Linked DNA regions of Mus musculus: region 2 is linked to region 1. A link is a loop called in an ENCODE intact Hi-C map of the cell type or tissue named here. Cell type or tissue: heart. All regions are shown on one strand.

Evidence for each region. A loop is a pair of places that touch in the nucleus more often than their neighbours do. Peaks named below come from ENCODE experiments on the same cell type or tissue, not always from the same donor. Only the 100,000 strongest peaks of a DNase experiment are listed, where the experiment ranks them.
Region 2: it touches region 1 in a loop (2.1-fold over the local background); 3 of 42 quality-filtered maps call a loop at or near these places.

Annotation. Positions count from the first base shown.
Region 1 is chr14:18,892,411-18,894,910 of GRCm38, forward strand. It overlaps Ube2e2 (ubiquitin-conjugating enzyme E2E 2), which reads right to left and starts at 1,361. Exons shown (of 6, transcript NM_144839.2): 1 at 1,175-1,361. In heart, no CTCF peak of the experiment used is centred here; a DNase peak (open chromatin) is centred at 1,391; H3K4me3 peaks cover 1,842 bases; H3K27ac peaks cover 1,529 bases.
Region 2 is chr14:18,683,571-18,686,070 of GRCm38, forward strand. All of the region lies in intron 3 of Ube2e2 (ubiquitin-conjugating enzyme E2E 2), which reads right to left. Among named protein-coding and RNA genes, the nearest start is that of Gm22499, 130 kb to the right of the region's middle. In heart, no CTCF peak of the experiment used is centred here; no DNase peak of the experiment used is centred here.

The DNA.
Region 1 (2,500 bases):
CATAAAATACTTTATATTATACGCCAAACCTGTAGCGCTATCCAGCTTCCCAAGTGTCTGAAAAGATATTTATTTGGAAAATAAAAGTGGAGCACCTGATTGAGGGAAGTGCTGTGCCCTAGAGGAAAGAGCTCAAGGTATGACATATGAAAACACTCCATCTTCACCATCACCCACAAACAAGACTGCCAAGCGCCCAGGAGCATCCTGACTGCCTGAAGAAAGACAAATATTTAGATTCCCAAGATTGCATTTCTAGAGCATGCTTTTCAAAATCCAAGGATTTAAAACTAAGATGAGCTTTAAAAAAATCTTAAAAACAGTAAGGTAATCAGAGGTAAGTCCTAGCACATTCTTTTGTACTTTAAAATGGAAATACTCAAGTAGACCCTCAAAATTACAAAATACAAGGTTAGAGGATAAGAATCTTGCAAATCAGCAAATAAGTCCAAGAGCTGCCACCAAGCCCAGGGTGATGATGTCTCTCTAATGCGGCCTTAATTTCCTTTAGGGAAGATGGATGGGGCATTTCTGGTTAGTTGTGGAAAAAGAGACACAAGAAGCCAGGCTTTATGTTCATTAGAATTGGAAAAGGGCAAATGGATCAAAACATTAGTAGCGAAGAGGGGGTGGGTGGGGGTGGGAGGACAAGGGTAATCCAGTTTCCAATCAGGCCAGTGGGTGCTGCAGAGAAGCCAGAGGAAAACTGGCTTCGGAGCCAAACTGTGCCAAGCATCGGGCATTACAAAAGACCAGTGTGACAACCCACACCCCGGGGCATCACGCACACACCCAGCGGGTACTCCCTCACCCTCACCTCCTGTAGCAATTATGCAATTTGGGAAGAGCTCCGGACAGCCGGGCACTTTGCGCCGCGACATCCATCCTGGACTTTGCGGAGACTTAGTTCCTGGCTGCGGTGGGCTCGGGAGGGGAGGGGAGAGGTCCTCGTGGGCGAAGGACGGCCACACTCTGCGGGACGGGGGAGGGGCGCGCGGGCCCCAGCGGACACGCGCAGGGTCAGGGAGGCCTGCGGGGCCGCGGGCGCGCACCCGAGCCGAGGCCGCGGCGGGGGCGGGGATCTCGCCGGGCTGGCCCTCGCCGCGTGGGGTCCCCGCGCGCCCCACGCCGCGGCTCTGGCCGCGGCCACGCCCGCCCGCCCTCACCTACTCACCTCGCGGCGTCGCCCGCGCTCCAGCCGCGGCTCCGACGCCGAGTCCGGGAGTGAAACCGCCGCCTCCGCGAGCCGCCGCCGCCGCCACCGCCGCCGCCGCCCGCCGTCCGCGCGCGCCCCCTCCCAAGCGCGCGCTCGCCCTGCCTGCCCTGAGAGCCCGCGACAGCGCGAGCCCCACGTCGGCCTCGCGGTGTCGCGCCCGCGAGCCCGCGACGCGATTTAGCCCCGCCCCCGCCGGCGCGTGCCCGCTCGAGGACCTGTGAGGTGCGCGCGCAAAAGTAAAGTGACAGCTGAGTCCTGGGCTGGGCGGGCCGGAGCAAAGGCGGGTTAGGGCGAAGGGAAAGGGAGGAGGGAAATCGAGGCTCAACGGCGGCGGGAAGGGAGGGACGAGAGGACCTTGAGGAGCGCACGAATTAAAGGGACACGCGGGCTAAGGGGTGGGGTTGCGCTTCAATAAGGTGCAGTGCGGCGGACTGGGATGAGGGGTAGGGAGAACACACACACACACACACACACACACACACACACACACACACCTGCACCACCAGCTCGTGCTCGCGCAGGACCCACCTGCACCGCTGTTGGAAAACTTCGCGTGGGCCCGGGTGAAGCCACATTTTACCCCTTAACTGCTGCAGGGAAGGTCCTGCGGTGCCTAGTCCTGTCCAGGGCTGCTAGCTGTCACTCTGGGAGGCTGGGGAGGGCGGGGCGGGACGAAGGGGGCAGCACTATCAGAGCAAGTGGGAGGCTGCCACTGTGCCTGAAAGACACAGGTGGGATAGTAGCCATGCTGTGGGTGGCCTGAGGAATATAAGGTTGCCCTGTCATTGTAGCCCAAAATAGCTACTTAAAACAAAACAAAACAAAACAAAACAAAAACCTGCACATGCTTTGTTAACTCAGCGCCCATGAACTCACTTCACCACCACCACCACCACCACCACCACCACCACCACCACCACCACCACCACCACCCACACACACACACACACAACACCTCCAGCCTATCATAACCGCTGAGATCTAGGACTACTCTTAACTTCTGTGAGGATTCTTGGGAGTGGCTGAGCCCATGCACTAGTCCTGCTCAGCAGAGAGGGCTAAAGACAGACCTCCATTTCAAGTATGGTCCAAATCACTTGAACAGTGCTAGCCAATACATAGGAAACCATGGGAAACCCAACCTACCAGATGCCATAGGCCACCATGGGAATGTGAAGTTCTGAGTCAATCAAGCAGCCTAAACAACTAGTGCAAAAAGACCCCAGAGACTAGAGCAATACAAGACTCATAACCTGTATCTGGAACAGAAAATGCTTCCACGAG
Region 2 (2,500 bases), 210 kb before region 1:
CTTTCTTCAGGGACTTGAAGTTCTTATCATACAGATATTTCACTTCCTTAGTTACAGTCACCCCAAAGTATTTTATATTATTTGTGACTACTGAGAAGGGTGTTGTTTCCCTAATTTCTCTCTCAGCCTGTTTATCCTTTGTGTAGAGAAAGGCCATTGACTTGTTTGAGTTAATTTTATATCCAGCTACTTCACTGAAGCTGCTTATCAGCTTTAGGAGTTCTCTGGTGTAATTTTTTAGGGTCACTTATAGATACTATCATATCTGCAAAAAGTGATATTTTGAGTTCTTCCTTTCAATTTGTATCCCCTTTATGTCCTTTTGTTGCCGAATTGCTCTGGCTAGAACTTCAAGTACAATGTTGAATAGGTAGGGAGAAAGTGTACAGCCTTGTCTAGTCTCTGATTTTAGTGGGATTTCTTCAAGCTTCTCACCATTTGCTTTTATTTTGGCTACTGGTTTGCTCTAGATTGCCTTTATCATGTTTAGGTATGGGCCTTGAATTAATGATCTTTCCAAGACTTTTATCATGAATGCTTTCTCTGCATCTAACAAGATGATCATGTATTTTTTGTCTTTGAGTTTCTTTATATAATGGATTACGTTGATGGATTTCTGTATATTAAACCATCCCTGCATCACTGGAATGAAGCCTACTTGGTCATGATGGATGATTGTTTTGATTTGTTCTTGGATTCAGATTGCGAGGATTTTATTGAGTATTTTTGCATCGATATTCATAAGGAAAATTTGTCCATAGTTCTCTATCTTTGTTGGGTCTTTCTGTGGTTTAGGTATCAGAGTAATTGTGGCTTCATAGAATGAATTGGGTAGAGTATTTTCTGTTTCTATTTTGTGGAATAGTTTAAGAAGAGTTGGAATTGGGTCTTCTTTGAAGGTCTGAGAGAACTGTCCACTAAACCCATCTGGTCCTGGGCTTTTTTTTTTTGTTTTTTTTTTGGTTGGGAGATTATTAATGACTGCTTTTATTTCTTTAGGGGATATAGGTCTGTTTAGATCATTAACCTGATCCTTATTTAACTTTGTTCCCTGGTATCTGTCTAGAAATTTGTCCATTTCACCCAAGTTTTCCAGTTTTGTTGAGTATATCCTTTTGTAGAAGGATCTGATGGTGTTTGGGATTTCTTCATGATCTGTTGTTATGTCTCCCTTTTCATTTCTGATTTTGTTAATTAGGATGCTGTCCTGTGCCCTCTAGTGAGTATGGCTAAGGGTTTATCTATCTTGTTGATTTTCTCAAAGAACCAGCTCCTGGTTTGCTTGATTCTTTGAATAGTTCTTCCTGTTTCCACTTCGTTGATTTAGCCCTTGAGTTTGATTATTTCCTTCTGTCTACTCTTCTTGGGTGAATTTGTTTCCTTTTGTCCTAGAGCTTTTAGGTGTGTTGTCAAGATGCTAGTGTGTGCTCTCTCTAGTTTCTTTTTGGAGGCACTCAGAGCTATGAGTTTTCTTCTTAGAAATGCTTTCATTGTGTCCCATAAGTTTGGGTATGTTGTGGCTTCATTTTCATTAAACTCCAAAAACTCTTATTTCTTTATTCCTTCCTTGACCAAGGTATCATTGAGAAGAGTGTTTTTTAGTTTCCATATGAATGTTGGCTTTCTATTATTTATGTTGTTACTGAAGATCAGCCTTAGTCCATGGTGATCTGATAGAATTCATGGAACAACTTCAACATTTTTTATCTGTTGAGACCTGCTTTGTGACCAAGTATATGGTCAATTTTGGAGAAGGTACCATGAGGTGCTAAGAAGTTATATTCTTTTGTTTAAGGGTAAAATGTTCTGTAGATATCTGTTAAATCCATTTGTTTCATAACATCTGTTAGTTTCACTGTGTACCTGATTGGTTTCTGTTTCCACGATCTGTACATTGATGAAAGTGGTGTGTTGAAGTCTCCCACTATTATTGTGTGAGGTGAAATATGTGCTCTGAGCTTTACAAAAGTCTCTTTAATGAATATGGCTGCCCTTTCATTTGGAGCATAGATATTCAGAATTGAGAGTTCCTCTTGGGAGATTTTACCTTTGATGAGTATGAAGTGCTCCTCCTTATCTTTTTTGATAACTTTGAGTTGGAAATCGATTTTATTAGATATTAGAATGGCTGGCTACTCCAGCTTGTTTCTTCAGACCATTTGCTTGGAATATTGTTTTCCAGCCTTTCACTCTGAGGTAGTGTCTGTCTTTTTCCCTGAGATGGGTTTCCTATAAGCAGCAAAATGTTGGGTCCTGTTTCTGTAGCCAGTCTGTTAGTTTATGTCTTTTTATTGGGGAATTGAGTCCATTGATATTAAGAGATATTAAGGAAAAGTAATTGTTGCTTCCTATTATTTTTGTTGTTAGAGTTGGCATTCTGTTCTTGTGGCTGTCTTCTTTTAGGTTTGTTGAAGGATTACTTTCTTGCTTTTTCTAGGATGTGGTTTCTGTCCTTGTATTGGTTTTTTTTTTTTTTTTTTTTTTTTTTTTTTTTTTTTTT